Linked DNA regions of Homo sapiens: region 2 is linked to region 1. Evidence: read pairs that join two places in POLR2A ChIA-PET (ENCODE). Cell type or tissue: Panc1. All regions are shown on one strand.

Region 1 (8,000 bases):
TTCAAAGACCAAGGTCTCCCCATTTTTTTCCCTGCACTTGAGGGAGTTCAGGTTTGGATAGTCCCGTGATGAGGAGAGAAGGCATCTGGGATGGGTGGACCCACAAATCCCATCTAATTACACGCATTTTCTGAGATGATTATAAAAATATGTTTGAGGGCACTTATTTGAATTACCACATCAAAATACTTAGAGCTGTTTGGGAAATGTGAATCTACGGTCAAAGTATGGATGGAGCTAATCCTGCCACAGGGGATCAGGTTGGAGGGTCGGTCCCTGGCCATCCTGCAAATGTGTCTCTTGAGGCTTTAGGGTACCTGTACCTGCTAGAAAACGTGCCTCCTTCTCGCCATCGCTGAGGTCGGAGTAGGCATCCGTATCCCTGCGCACGGACTCATGGCTGTGTTGTGGCTGAACAGCTGGTGTCTTCCCCCAGCCCTGCCACTCAATCATGTGGGCCACCCGGCCTTGCCCCATGGCTGTGGGCTTTGTCACATGGTCCTTCATGCTCCGTGAGATCCCTATGGGGCCAGACATTTCCCACATCCTCCAGAATATCACACAATACCCATAACCAGACCCTCCCAGTTCCTCCCACCCCAGCCCCATGAGGCTCCATCCCACTGGGCCAGGCTCCCCTAAGGACTCCATAGATGGGGTAGTGGAGGGAATGGCCTGGAGGATGGGAGGCTTGACAGAAGGGTGAATAGGTCAGGGGGTGGGGATGAGGGTCTTCATCAACCTCGAAGGAGCAGGGAGACTGAGCCAAGGAGTCTGTCAGCATTATTTTGTCTGAAGGCATTCTTACATCAGGAGTCTCACCTGAGAATGATGACTTGGCCAGGGCCCCAATGCCATAGGCGTTAGAGTTTCGCTTAAGCTTCGGAAGAATGGAAGTGGTGTCCTCCATGGAGAGCTGGGATGGGAATGTGGGAGGAAGGGCAGAGGAATAAGAAGGTACGGGCGTGCTTTATACATGGAGGAGGTTCATGGTTTCCAGGAAAAAGCATTCGAGCTAGGGCAGATGATAAGAAAAGCTACTATACCCAAGAGTCCCAAGGAGGGATATATCCCCAGTGCTCTGGAAAACTGGGGCACAGGTTGAGAACGTGAGTGCTCACAGTGCCTATTGGAGCCAGGGAATACCGTGCTGGTTGGAAGGTGCAAGGGAGAAGATGAGGAGGAGGAGTTCGGGAGGATGGGGAGGTCTGGGGGCAGCTGCACTCACGTTGATGCCGTCCCAGGAGAAATCAGTTCGAGTTTGCTGTGAGGAGAGAGGAAAGGGAATGGGCATCCCAGTCACTCGCAGGAATGCAAGGAAGCCCCCTTCCTCAGAGGGCCTTCCAGGAGTGCGGGATGTGGGGAGGGCTTTCCTGAGGTTGATGCCGCTAACTGGGTTCTCCATGTGGACTGCTTGGCATGTGTTGTGAGAAATGTTCTGTAGAAGTGTCAGTCTGAAGGAGTGTTTGGGTTGTTGCCTTGGAATTGAGGAAGTGCAGGCAGCCAGAGACTTGGGGTGGCTGAGTGAGGTCTCACCTCAGTCGATGGCCGATGGAGGCTGCTCCCGTGCAGTGAGCTGGTGCTGTCCATGTTGATTTGATCGACATCCTTCAGGCCCTTCCAATCCACTGCAATCACCTCATTCCCTGAGGGGGCCAGAAGGTTAGCCGCCGGCCCTCACCTCCCTGTGCAGCCGAGGCGACACCCTGGGGCCAGCCCTTCACACCCCTTCCTTACCCCAGCTGCCCATTTCCTCTTATATCCCTGCACTCTCCAAATTCTAGGGGAGACAAGTAGTAATGCTGAGCCCAAATATTCAGTTTTAGCTCAACCCAGAATAGTGCACTCAGAAAAAGTGATGTATGGCCTTATTTGTTGTTGTTTATGTGGAGGGGTCAGAGGTTGGGTTTTATCAGAAAACCAATTATTCCGTCCTGAGGACTCTTGGAGGGTTTCTGTATGGGAGCTGGGCTTTTTCTCTATTACAAGTCTACAGATAAGGGCAGAGCTGCTCTATGAGGAACTTTTCTCTATGCTTAGGGTGGAAGGGATGTGTCTCCCCCGGTGGGCCCTTCCTAAGAGTCCATGAGTCTGACTGACTGGAAGAGGACTTCCTGGGAATCGAGGCAGGAGTTGGATAGCAAGGAGTTGGGTGTGTCCTCCCAAAAACAGTGAGCAGAGAAACCAAGGGTGAGCTGGAGGCATTTCACCTGACTGTGGGGAGAGAAGTGATGGATTAAAGTGGAGGGAAGCTGGTGAGCAGGAGGAGAAAAGAGAACTTTTTAAAATAGGAATTAAGAAAATAGGAATTCAAGTCAGAGAGAAGACAGAAGATGGTGGGAGGGGTGGACAGGGTCTGAGGGCTGAGTGGGAAACTGCAGGACTCAGGGGAAGGAGGGTCCTTGTTACAGCCGGGCCAGAGCTCCTGGTGGAGGGAGACTCCTGGACTGAGGGCAGGATGGTGCCGCGGAGAGTCTTGCGGAAGAACTGCTTGGGTCTTCATAAAGGGACTATTCAAGCAGCAGATGGCTGCCTGAACCATCTGACCGTACAGGCCCTTTATACTCATGAGGTTTTACAATTGTGAGTTTAGGGGTCGGCTCCATTTTTGGGAAGGGGAGCATTGAATGGGGCTGGGCACGAGGAGGCATTCAGCACATCAGCAGGGCTGGGGGAAAGGAAGGGGCTTGTGGTGAACCGGACTGAGGAGGGAGGACCCTCCAAAGTTGGCCTGCTGTCCCCTGGGGCTCCGCGGGGTGGTGACTGGGGGAAAAGAGGAAAGATGGCCCTCCGGACACAGCAGGAATGGGGCAGGTGGAGAAGAGCCTGAGGAGAAGGGAGACAGGGGAGGGCGGGGTGCGGGGGGAGAGGGGAGCGGGAGGTGGCCTTTGTGAGAGACGGAGAGCTGAGTCAGAGCTGTGGGGGGCAGCGGGGAGGGAGAGAGCCGCGGAGAAGGGGTGAAAGCAGAGGAGGAGGGGGTATCCATGGAAATAAACCGGGTCTCAGGGAAATCAGGCTTCTGGAGAGTGAGTTTGTTTGTAATAATAATACGAATTATTCTCTCAGCCTGAGGTCACCGGGAGGTGTAGGCGGGAGAAATTGGGAGTTGGAAAGGGGAAGAATGGGGGAGGGGGTGGGAGAGGGCCGGATGAATTCGCTGAGCGGCGAGAGTGGAGTGGGTGCCTGGGTGGGGGTCAGGGGCGGTAGCCAGGCAGAAGCTGGAGGGAGAAGATGGATTAGGAGGCGCCTCTCTTCCCTCCCCGCGTCAAAGGTAAATAAAGAGCCGGCCCCGCCCCGCCGGCCCCCGCTGACAGGTGCAGGCGGGTCCCCGGCCGCCGAGGCAGGGCCGGCCCCACCCTCCCGGGCCGCGGGCTCCCGACCCCTCCCAGCGCCTCGAAGCCCCCATCTCCTCCCCGCGTCCCCCAGCCCCTTCCCTCCACCCGGCCCTGGCCCTGTCCCTCCGGGCGTGGAACCCGGGCTCATCCCGCCCCCGCCCCAGAGGGAAAACGCACGTGAACAAAGCGAATCGGAGGAGGCAGGAACGACAGTAAAAGGCAACGGAGAGGGAGAGAGAGATGGGGCAAAGCACCCGAGCCAGATGGAGGCGGCGGCGGGGGGTGGCGTGGGGGGCGTGCGAAAGAAACTCGGGGCTGGCGCGGAGGCCGAGGGTCCTTCGCGGGGGGCTGCTCCGGAGTGGGGGATGCGAGGAGGCGCTGGGGACGGCGGAGCAGAGGCGGATGGCCTGGAGGGGCAGGGATGAGGGGACCGAGCGTCGGGCCGAGAGGCAGAGGAGAGGAGGGCGATGGAGAGGATGGAGAGGACCGCGCCTGCGGGAGGGCGACGGGGAGAAGGAAGCGAGCCGAGCGGGATGGCAGCCCCGGAGGCGCAAGACGAGAGCGGGCAGGAAGGAGGGACAGAGGGACCGCGGGCGGACGGAAGGAAAGTGAAGGAGCTAGCAGGGCAAGGCGGGTGCGGAGCGGGGCGCCCGGAGGCGCGAGGAGAGGGATGGGGGAGGGGGTCGGAGGGCGGCCCGGGGGGCCCAGCCCTGCCCCCGCCCGGCCGCGGTACCCACCCACAGTCCGGGAGCCGATGCAGCCCATGGCTCCGGGGGCCGCAGAGCCGGGCCCTCACCGACTCGGGGCGCGCGCCGGGGGGAGCACCGGGAGCCGCGCCGCCGCCCCAGCCGCTCTGCAGCGCCGCGGCTGTCTCCGCTCGGCTCCGCTCCCCCCTCCCCTCTCCATCCCTCCCCACGGCAGCTCCGTCGCCGCCGCCGCCGCCGCCGCCGCCGCCGCCTGGCTCCCCCGCCCCGGCTCGGCTCGCCGCGGCCGGGGAGGGGGCGGCCCGGGGATTGGCTGCGCCCCGCGCCTCCCCGCCCCTGCTCCGGCCGTGCCGGGGCGCTCCCTCGGGGATCTGGGGCCGCCGTCGCCGCCCCCCTCCTCCCGCCCGTGCCAAGCCCCGCTCCCGGGGCTCTCTCCTGGAGAACCCCGGCTTGGGTTTCAGGAGCCGAGGCACGAACCCAGGGCCTACCCCGAGGTTCTGGTTGATGGATTTTGCGGGCCGGGGTCAGGGGATGCCCTGAGAGAAAGTGGGGTGGTGGTGAGAATAAAGCCAGGCCCAAGGGCCTTTGGCCACCAAATTCCGCAAACACTTGTTTTCCTCCTGGGGCCGCATCTGGGACACACACAGGAACGTGATTGGACACAGCTTTGGGCTCTGTTGTTTCGAGTGCGCTATTTTGTCCATCCAAACAGAAGGTGAAGTCTTTGCAAGTGAATCGTGTAGTCCACTTCTCTGTGCTCGCTGGACATTCAGGGGTGGGTGTGGGGATGTGCAGATAGTTGACCTCCAGGCCTGGTTGGGGATTGGAGAATATGAGGAGGACAGTTCATTCGCAGTAGACTAACAACAATGTCAGGACCCGAGGCTGGCTAGGAGACATCGTCTTGAATCCAGTTTAACTTTTCTGAGACGTGATCTTCTCGGACAAATGAAAGCAAGGCGGTCCCGAAGCAGCAAAGAGAGAGAAAGATTGGCCTCTGGCTAGTGGGACTGGGCCAGGTAGATACCTCAAGCCCCATGGGGAGGAGATGAAGGTCTAAGTTGCAAGGGTTAAATGAGCACTGTGGTTACAGCAGGTAAGAAGTGGAGTCCAGAAAAGATGCATGAGAAAGGGCAAGGAGACCCTTTTGTCTAAGGTGTACCCAGAAAGCCCAAAGTGTGAGAGAGTGGGCAGGTGGGCATTCACAGAAGCAAGTGCCCATCCAGGCTCTGACTGCACCTCGCCCACTTTTAGGTCTCTCCGAGGTTGCAGAGAGAGAAGGCAATGGGCCAGGGGTCCCTGGTGTGGGCTCCTAACAGGGAGGCTAAGTCTTATGGATGCAACTTTCTAACCTTTAGATTATGAATGGAGAGCTACATCCCATGGGGTGGCAGATGAAGATGTGCAAGAAGAAGACACTAACAACTGAATTGCAGATTGAGGAGATGAGATTATGGTGACAGAATCCATCTTCGGTGTATGTGCATGAAGAAATAAGCCAAATCTACATCTATAAAACCGCGGGAAGGAATGAGATAATAATCAGTTGCAGGTCTGCTTAGATTTTAATCGTTTAGTGTAGTTCGTGGCAGGGTCTGATACCCTATTTCAATAGTGGAGAGAATTAGAAAGCATTTTCTTTTTTCATATCTACTATTATTGGTTATATAAAAGAAGTATCAAATAGTTTCTGCTTTCATGGAATATACTGTCCAGTCGCAAAGGAAAGAAGATGGAGAGATGATTAAAAAAAAAAAAAAGAACAAACAGCTTCCATTATTCTAGCAATGCCCACACACCCCTATTGTTTGAGCAGAGAAAACGCTGACAGGGGACTGGCCAGGTAAGGAGGAACAGACCACGTGGCCATTATGCTCTTGCCTTCCCACCTGAAACTTCTGTCTCCTTATGGCTCTCCCTGAGTAATACATATATTTATATATGACTACGTATCTCTTACTGTGGTTCCAACTTGGATGCAAACCTCTCCCCTTGGTCTCCTTAACACAACTATATAAGGCTGCATTTATCCAAATGATTTAACATGAGGGATTCCAGGTCTTGGAGACTCAGTCCCATCTTGCATTCTGTCTTGAAGGTATTTCCAGTCCCTCCCCACTACCCACACAAAAAAAGTAAAATATTCTAGGCATATTCCTGGCCAGCTTCCTTCCTGCTCCCTATAGGTCTTCTTATACAAGGATTCTGCTACTTCTCACTAGTTAAGGCCATTGTCCCAGTCTCCTTGCCAAAGAGGTCCAGGGCACAAAAAAAGTTTAAGAACTTCTGGACTTTAAATACATACTTGGCGGGGGGGTTCTCTAATTCTGCAGGGGCTTAACCCCCAAATAAAATGATCAGGCAAGACACTTATCCCATTTTGAAGCTGGGGTCCCCAGGAATAATTGTAGGTACTTCGGTGGTACCTGCAGGATTGAAAGAAGGTACCAAAGCTTCACACTGATCCCCACAAATGGAGAGATGGCTCCAAAACACAACTTAATCAAGTGTTCCTTTTATTTTATTGGGATATATTAGATCAAAGTTAAAGGTCTATGAAAAGATTCAATTGAGAAAGGGAAGCTCAAAGTACAAGAGAGGGGAAGATTAATTAATATTGAATGTAAATTCCTAAAACCACCTGGAGGGATGGGAGCAGAGCTCAGGGAGGGGGATGAGACTGTACAGGAGGAGCCCAGCTCTTCTTCCAGCAGCAGGGAAGACGGGGCAGATGCCAGTGGGCTGCATGTTTGGTGTCAGGAGAATGAGGGATTCCCATCTGACGGCATCTACTTTCTCTGACAAGAAGGAGGCAAGATCATTTATTGAGAGTCAGAATGAGAGAGATAGAGAAAAAAATAAAACTCACTTTAAAGTGCAAATATCAATATACAATTGATTTAAAGAATAGAGTTTTCAGTCTATTCTTCCAAACCTCTAAGAAAGATATTCTTCTTGCATTGCAGTTGAGAGAACTGGGGCTGATAATTCAATTAACTTCCTTTTCCCTAAGATTTCCCAGTTGGAAAGAGAAAAAGCTAGCACTTTTTTGTTTGGCATTTTGTTTTGTTTTGTTTTTGAGACAGGGTCTCACGCTTACCCAGCCGGAGAGCAATGGCATGATCAAAGCTCACTGCAGCCTCGAGCTCCTGGGCTCAAGTGATCCTCCTGCCTCTGCCTCCCAAGCAGATGGAACTACAGACATGTGCCCCAACCCTCGGCTAATTTTTTGTATGTGCCTATTTTAGTAGAGGTGGGATTTCACCATGTTGTCCAGGCTGGTCTAGAACTCCTGGCCTCAAGAGATCCACCCGCCTTGGTCTCCCAAAAGGTTAGGATTACAGGCGTGAGCCACCACGCCTGGCTTACTAATTTTTTAATTTTTATTTTTGTAGATGGGGGTCTCACTATATTGCCCAGGCTGATCTTGAACTCCTGGCCTCAAGCAATCTTCCTGCCACAGGATCCCAAAGTCCTTGAATTACAGGTGTGAGCCATCGCACCTGGCCAAAAAAGCCAGCATTTAAACTCAGCTCCTCAGAGGGAAAATCTATTCTGGATGTTGTAGAAAGTGCTTTATTTGTTCACTTAAAAAAACTAAAGTTACTCAACTCAGGACATTTGAATGGATACACGTTCTTTCACGCTTGTCTTTTTTTAATTAAGGTGGGACCATAAACTGAAGAGAGGAATACATCTATCTACATTTCTAAATTTTGAAATGGGAAAGCAATGATCTTTCTTCAGAGTGATTTGTAGCAATAAGTCTTTGGTGCTTTCATAAAATACTGATGATAAGTGTCTTAGTCCCTACTTATCAATGTCCTTGTATGGTGTTAGAGTATCTATCTTCAGGCAGCCCTGAAGATCAGTCAGCTTTGGGGCACTCCTAGTGGTTCTCAAATACCCTATTTGCTAAAGGCCAGAAGTGAGAGTGCTGATGCTGGAAAACATTGGTAAG
Region 2 (8,000 bases), 570 kb before region 1:
GTGAAAAGTGTATTTTGATGAAGTTTTTTTAATTTTATTTTTCTTATTGTGATTTTTTTTCCCTTATAGTTAGGTACCATTTGGATTTATTTTTCTCTGAACAATTTACTCTTCACCTATTTTTATTGGGCTGCTGGATTATTTTCCTATTGATTTTTAGGAGTTCACCACATGTTGAGGAGATTAGCCCTGATGGTGAGAACTAGGAATATTTTTCCCAGATTGTTATGTATATTTTGATTCTGTTTATATTTTACCATGCGAGTGTGTCATCATTATGTCGTTGTTTGTCTTTTTTTTTTTTTTTTCTGGATTTTAAGTCATAGCTTAAAACCCTCCGAGTGACGCACAGCCTCGGGGCAGGGCCAGGGTAGTGATGGGGGCTGTGGCTTCTCTATAAGGACATGCCCCAACGTGACAACAGCTTGGAGAGGGGTGGGTACTGGAGAAGACCAGCCCCTTCGCCAAACAGCCTTACAAAGACATCCAGCTCTAAGGAGCTCAAAACATCCTGAGGACAGTGCCTGGAGGTGAGAAGGAAGCCCCCGGCCTGGTCCATACCCCACCACCAACTTGCATAATGGGGGGTGATGTCACCCACCCTCCACTCCCCTCAAAGGAGCAGCTGCTCTGGTGGTCTCTCCCAGGCTCTGGGGGCGGACCCATGGGAGGGGCTGTTTTTGTACAAAGCTGTAACATTGTGGGGACAGGGGGCCACAATGATTCAACTCTACGGGAAACCTTTACAAAAACCTCTCTGGCGGTCCCAACTCCCAGAGTCCTCTTCTTTCCTCCTGGGTCACAGGTCTTAATGCAATTTGGTTCAGAATGCCTCTGCCTCACTCCTGATCACATGTCAGACCAAGACTGTGGACAAGGACAGGCCCAGATGAGAACTAAAGCTTCCCAGGCAGAGAGAGGTCAGACATAAGAAGACTGCCTCAGGAACCTCACAAGTGGAGGACTCAGGGAGGGTCCCAATCCCCAAAAATTGAGACAAAGTCAGGTGGAAGGTTCATCGGAGGTGACCAGCTCTCCAGAGGACTCGGGAAGAAGTCAGGGGTATCTATAGATGGAGTCACAGGTTCTGGGCCCCTGCCATCCTCTGCAGGCCATGCACTTTCCCTTTCGATGGACCCTCACAGAGGGAGCATCTGAATGGGGCATCCTTTGAAAAAGGAACCTAGGACCCTGTGGATGGACTCTGTCATTCTCCATGGTCCTAAAAAGCAAAAGTCAAAGTGTTCTTCTGTGTAATACCCATAAAGCACAGGAGGAGATTTCTTAGCTCACTGTCCTCCATCCTAGCCAGGGCCCTCTCCCCTCTCTATGCCTTCAATGTGATTTTCACCTTGACCCCTGTCACTGTGTGAACACTGAAGCTTTCTTTGGACAAGGCACCAGACTCACAGTTGTAGGTAAGACATTTTTCAGGTTCTTTTGCAGATCCGTCACAGGGAAAAGTGGGTCCACAGTGTCCCTTTTAGAGTGGCTATATTCTTATGTGCTAACTATGGCTACACCTTCGGTTCGGGGACCAGGTTAACCGTTGTAGGTAAGGCTGGGGGTCTCTAGGAGGGGTGCGATGAGGGAGGACTCTGTCCTGGGAAATGTCAAAGAGAACAGAGATCCCAGCTCCCGGAGCCAGACTGAGGGAGACGTCATGTCATGTCCCGGGATTGAGTTCAGGGGAGGCTCCCTGTGAGGGCGAATCCACCCAGGCTTCCCAGAGGCTCTGAGCAGTCACAGCTGAGCCCAGGGTGATGGGGCAGAAGAGGGAAGGGGAGGGGGCCTCTCCTCATAGTTCCCTGAGATAGCCCAGAGAAAGCCCGGTGGGTAATGAATGAGCCACAACACCTCTCCATCTATCTGCTTCACTGACAGAGGTTCTCTGTAGATTCTTCGTATATTCCTGTGCTGGATTTTATAGGAGGCCACTCTGTGTCTCTTTTTGTCACCTGCCTGAGTCTTGGGCAAGCTCTGGAAGGGAACACAGAGTACTGGAAGCAGAGCTGCTGTCCCTGTGAGGGAAGAGTTCCCATGAACTCCCAACCTCTGCCTGAATCCCAGCTGTGCTCAGCAGAGACTGGGGGGTTTTGAAGTGGCCCTGGGAGGCTGTGCTCTGGAAACACCATATATTTTGGAGAGGGAAGTTGGCTCACTGTTGTAGGTGAGTAAGTCAAGGCTGGACAGCTGGGAACTTGCAAAAAGGGGCTGGAATCCAGACGGAGCCTTTGTCTCTAGTGCTTAGGTGAAAGTGTATTTTTGTCAGGAAGGCCTATGAGGCAGATGAGGAGGGGATAGCCTCCCTCTCCTCTCCACTATTTTGTAGACTGCCTGTGCCAAGTTAGGTTCCCCTACTGAGAGATGGGTAGACTCAGCTTGGAAGGGGTCACCTTGAACATCTCCTGTCTCCTTGAAGGGTGCCGGTCACGGCCATGACAGATAAAAGAGCCTCTGACCTTACCACCACGGTCCTACCGTTTCTCTCCCTCACACAGAAAGGAGAAGGTCACAGAAGAGGGAACTTGGGGGATCACACGGGGCCTAATTGGTCTGCTGACCACCGCATTTTGGGTTGTACCATTGTCTACCCCTCTACCCACCAGGGTTAAAATTCTACTAAGGAACAGGAGAGGACCTGGCAGGTGGACTTGGGGAGGCAGGAGTGGAAGGCAGCAGGTCGCGGTTTTCCTTCCAGTCTTTAATGTTGTGCAACTAATGAAAAACTGTTTTTTGGCAGTGGAACCCAGCTCTCTGTCTTGGGTATGTAAAAGACTTCTTTCGGGATAGTGTATCATAAGGTCGGAGTTCCAGGAGGACCCCTTGCGGGAGGGCAGAAACTGAGAACACAGCCAAGAAAAGCTCATAAAATGTGGGTCAGTGGAGTGTGTGGTGGGGCCCCAAGAGTTCTGTGTGTAAGCAGCTTCTGGAAGGAAGGGCCCACACCAGCTCCTCTGGGGTTTGCCACACTCATGATGCACTGTGTAGCAATCAGCCCCAGCATTTTGGTGATGGGACTCGACTCTCCATCCTAGGTAAGTTGCAGAATCAGGGTGGTATGGCCATTGTCCCTTGAAGGCAGAGTTCTCTGCTTCTCCTCCCGGTGCTGGTGAGGCAGATTGAGTAAAATCTCTTACCCCATGGGGTAAGAGCTGTGCCTGTGCCTGCGTTCCCTTTGGTGTGTCTTGGTTGACTCCTCTATTTCTCTTCTCTAAGTCTTCAGTCCATAATCTGCCTCCTCACTCCCTTCTTGGCTCATCCTCCCTCTTATGTGCATGGCTCTGCCTCTCCTAAGCCTCTTCCTCTTGCGCCTTATGCTGCACAGTATGCTTAGGCCTTTTTCCTAACAGAATCCCTTTGGTCCAGAGCCATGAATCCAGGCAGAGAAAGGCAGCCATCCTGCTGTCAGGGAGCTAAGACTTGCCCTCTGACTGGAGATCGCCGGGTGGGTTTTATCTAAGCCTCTGCAGCTGTGCTCCTATAATTCACCCCTCCACTTTGGGAATGGGACCAGGCTCACTGTGACAGGTATGGGGGCTCCACTCTTGACTCGGGGGTGCCTGGGTTTGACTGCAATGATCAGTTGCTGGGAAGGGAATTGAGTGTAAGAACGGAGGTCAGGGTCACCCCTTCTTACCTGGAGCACTGTGCCCTCTCCTCCCCTCCCTGGAGCTCTTCCAGCTTGTTGCTCTGCTGTGTTGCCTGCAGTTCCTCAGCTGTAGAGCTCCTTGCTTAGTCTTCAGGGCTGTGTGTTTCTTTGCTCTTCTTTTCATTGTTTTCTGGGACTCTTCTCATCTCTACTTTCTTAGTGGATGTATTGTTTTACTTTCCCTTTTTTAAATTGCATCTTCTCCATTTTTTCCTTCCCATTCTAACTCCACTTCTGCATTGTTGACTCCTTTTGGTGACTAGCTCTGTCTTCTATGTTAAGATTCTCCCCACTGCCAGCCTCCAGCACAGAACTCTGCTCATGTCTTCATCTCCCTCCTTCTTTCTTTCTCTACCAGTCTTAGAAGATGCATCTATGTCTTCCTGAGGTAGTTTGAAGGTTCATGAGCCAGGCATGACCAGGTTGGGGAGACAGGTGGTTTCAGGGTTGCTCTTGAGGCCTGAGGGCAGAAGTCCCTGTCACAGCATTGGGCGAGCTGCAGGGAGTCTCTGAGGTGCCTGTGTTTGGCAGGTGTTTGGGAGATAGGTCTGAAGAGAGTGTTACAACTGGAAACTGACATTATCTTAGCAACAGATAAGGTATAAAGAAGACAAAATGGGTAGGAGACTCTATTTTCTTTTTTTCTGAGACGGTGTCTAGCTCTATTGCCCAGGCTGGAGTGCAGTGGCACGATCTCGGCTCACTGCAACCTCCGCCTCCTGGGTTTGAGCGATTCTCCTCCCTTGGCCTCCCGAGTAGCTGGGATTACAGGTGCCTGCCACCAAACCCAGCTACTTTTTGCATTTTTAGTAGAGATAGGGTTTCACTGTGTTAGCCGGGCTGTTCTCAAACTCCTGACCTCGTGATCCGCCTGCCTTGGCCTCCCAAAGTGCTGGGATTACAAATGTGAGCCACTGCACCCAGCCAAGACTCCATTCTCTTAAGCCTCAGAATCTATGCTAGAACAATAGGGTAAAGGCCCCACCAGGAAGCCCTAGTACAACCTTCCCCATGCTGGGGAGGAAGCAGACAGGCGGTGGAGCGGGGTTGGGATGGGATGAGGTCTAGGATGGAGACATAGACAAGGGTGGAGGAATGGGACTCATAGGGTCTACCAAAGTTTAGGGGCTTGGGCAGACATTAGTGTAGGTGGGGACACACACCAAGACGTTGAGTGGAAAGTACAAATCACCAGATTCAAAGGCCTGGGTTCAAGGGGCTGTGGTGGGGGAGGTGTGCAATTTGAAAAGCAACTTAAGCTGCCTCCTCTCTAAGACATAGAAACAGAAGAGACTAACTTATATGAAAATCCTTTGTAAAGGATTTTGTAAAGGACTCAACTTGTGGTGACAATCCTTTTCATTCCTGTTGTTTATGATCACTAGGTCACAGGGTTTGCCTTTTTCCAAACCTGCATCTCAATTTTCCCATCAAAAACATTTCCCAAATTTGGATAAAGAACCCATATCTAGACTTGCCACATTTCTGCACCAAAAGCTCACTCTCATGGTTGGAACAGAGCCAAGCAAAGGGCACAGTAAATTGTGGTTTCTTCCACTCCTCATGTGTCTTCAGATGAAATCATTCTTTCCAATAATCCCAGAAATTCTTTCTCTCCTCTCTCAAGCATGTGAAAAGGTCCAGAGCTCTGCAGTGTGAGCTTTCTACTGAAATGGCCCTTGGACTTTGTGGTTCATTCATACTCAGTGGTCTAGCTTGTACTACTTTTGAGAATGCAAAGCTTAACTGTGGACGGATTCCAATCCTGGCCAGGCAGGGTTGCTGGACACTCTGAGAGAAGAAAGGGTTAATCCCATGACCATCAACTTCCATGGGATTTCAGCCATCCTGGACAAGCTACCACACCCTCCTGCCCCAGGGGAGGAGGAAATGTGGACCATCCCATCAGATATTGACCAGGTTTGGCTCTTTAAAGAGGGTTACATGCAAGAAAATAAAATTTTTTAAAAAGGTGCTGGGCAGGTGGGGGACTCAGATGTAATGGAAAAGTGTCTTTTCTAGAAAAGAAAAGCTAATTCTAATATGTGTCACTACCCCACGAGACAAATATATACATCTTGATTTAAAAAAGGAAAATTATAATTAGAAAAAGTCAATTTAGTTATTGTAATTATACCACTAATGAGAGTTTCCTACCTCGAGTTTCAGGATTACATAGCCATGCACCAAGCAAGGCTTTGAAAAATAAAGATACACAGATAAATTATTTGGATAGATGATCAGACAAGCCTCAGTAAAAACAGCCAAGACAATCAGGATATAATGTGACCATAGGAAGCTGGGGAGACAGTAGGCAATGTGCATCCATGGGACAGCATAGAAAGGAGGGGCAAAGTGGAGAGAGAGCAACAGACACTGGGATGGTGACCCCAAAACAATGAGGGCCTAGAATGACATAGTTGTGCTTCATTACGGCCCATTCCCAGGGCTCTCTCTCACACACACAGAGCCCCTACCAGAACCAGACAGCTCTCAGAGCAACCCTGGCTCCAACCCCTCTTCCCTTTCCAGAGGACCTGAACAAGGTGTTCCCACCCGAGGTCGCTGTGTTTGAGCCATCAGAAGCAGAGATCTCCCACACCCAAAAGGCCACACTGGTGTGCCTGGCCACAGGCTTCTTCCCTGACCACGTGGAGCTGAGCTGGTGGGTGAATGGGAAGGAGGTGCACAGTGGGGTCAGCACGGACCCGCAGCCCCTCAAGGAGCAGCCCGCCCTCAATGACTCCAGATACTGCCTGAGCAGCCGCCTGAGGGTCTCGGCCACCTTCTGGCAGAACCCCCGCAACCACTTCCGCTGTCAAGTCCAGTTCTACGGGCTCTCGGAGAATGACGAGTGGACCCAGGATAGGGCCAAACCCGTCACCCAGATCGTCAGCGCCGAGGCCTGGGGTAGAGCAGGTGAGTGGGGCCTGGGGAGATGCCTGGAGGAGATTAGGTGAGACCAGCTACCAGGGAAAATGGAAAGATCCAGGTAGCAGACAAGACTAGATCCAAAAAGAAAGGAACCAGCGCACACCATGAAGGAGAATTGGGCACCTGTGGTTCATTCTTCTCCCAGATTCTCAGCCCAACAGAGCCAAGCAGCTGGGTCCCCTTTCTATGTGGCCTGTGTAACTCTCATCTGGGTGGTGCCCCCCAGCCCCCTCAGTGCTGCCACATGCCATGGATTGCAAGGACAATGTGGCTGACATCTGCATGGCAGAAGAAAGGAGGTGCTGGGCTGTCAGAGGAAGCTGGTCTGGGCCTGGGAGTCTGTGCCAACTGCAAATCTGACTTTACTTTTAATTGCCTATGAAAATAAGGTCTCTCATTTATTTTCCTCTCCCTGCTTTCTTTCAGACTGTGGCTTTACCTCGGGTAAGTAAGCCCTTCCTTTTCCTCTCCCTCTCTCATGGTTCTTGACCTAGAACCAAGGCATGAAGAACTCACAGACACTGGAGGGTGGAGGGTGGGAGAGACCAGAGCTACCTGTGCACAGGTACCCACCTGTCCTTCCTCCGTGCCAACAGTGTCCTACCAGCAAGGGGTCCTGTCTGCCACCATCCTCTATGAGATCCTGCTAGGGAAGGCCACCCTGTATGCTGTGCTGGTCAGCGCCCTTGTGTTGATGGCCATGGTAAGCAGGAGGGCAGGATGGGGCCAGCAGGCTGGAGGTGACACACTGACACCAAGCACCCAGAAGTATAGAGTCCCTGCCAGGATTGGAGCTGGGCAGTAGGGAGGGAAGAGATTTCATTCAGGTGCCTCAGAAGATAACTTGCACCTCTGTAGGATCACAGTGGAAGGGTCATGCTGGGAAGGAGAAGCTGGAGTCACCAGAAAACCCAATGGATGTTGTGATGAGCCTTACTATTTGTGTGGTCAATGGGCCCTACTACTTTCTCTCAATCCTCACAACTCCTGGCTCTTAATAACCCCCAAAACTTTCTCTTCTGCAGGTCAAGAGAAAGGATTTCTGAAGGCAGCCCTGGAAGTGGAGTTAGGAGCTTCTAACCCGTCATGGTTTCAATACACATTCTTCTTTTGCCAGCGCTTCTGAAGAGCTGCTCTCACCTCTCTGCATCCCAATAGATATCCCCCTATGTGCATGCACACCTGCACACTCACGGCTGAAATCTCCCTAACCCAGGGGGACCTTAGCATGCCTAAGTGACTAAACCAATAAAAATGTTCTGGTCTGGCCTGACTCTGACTTGTGAATGTCTGGATAGCTCCTTGGCTGTCTCTGAACTCCCTGTGACTCTCCCCATTCAGTCAGGATAGAAACAAGAGGTATTCAAGGAAAATGCAGACTCTTCACGTAAGAGGGATGAGGGGCCCACCTTGA

What was found. Peaks named below come from ENCODE experiments on the same cell type or tissue, not always from the same donor. Only the 100,000 strongest peaks of a DNase experiment are listed, where the experiment ranks them.
Region 2: POLR2A ChIA-PET joins it to region 1 with 18 read pairs; 2 of 35 experiments call an interaction of 5 or more read pairs at or near these places.

Annotation. Positions count from the first base shown.
Region 1 is chr7:143,358,504-143,366,503 of GRCh38, forward strand. It overlaps FAM131B (family with sequence similarity 131 member B), which reads right to left and starts at 4,210. Exons shown (of 7, transcript NM_001031690.3): 1 at 4,073-4,210; 2 at 1,537-1,646; 3 at 1,229-1,264; 4 at 823-916; 5 at 324-521. The coding sequence starts at 4,100. It overlaps FAM131B-AS1 (FAM131B antisense RNA 1), which reads left to right and starts at 3,203. Exons shown (of 3, transcript NR_183342.1): 1 at 3,203-3,554; 2 at 4,687-4,754; 3 at 5,398-5,762. In Panc1, no CTCF peak of the experiment used is centred here; no DNase peak of the experiment used is centred here; H3K4me3 peaks cover 1,112 bases; H3K27me3 peaks cover 2,491 bases.
Region 2 is chr7:142,785,510-142,793,509 of GRCh38, forward strand. It overlaps TRB, TRBD1, TRBJ1-1, TRBJ1-2, TRBJ1-3 and TRBJ1-4, and 3 more genes. Among named protein-coding and RNA genes, the nearest start is that of PRSS2, 19 kb to the left of the region's middle. In Panc1, no CTCF peak of the experiment used is centred here; no DNase peak of the experiment used is centred here; H3K27me3 peaks cover 401 bases.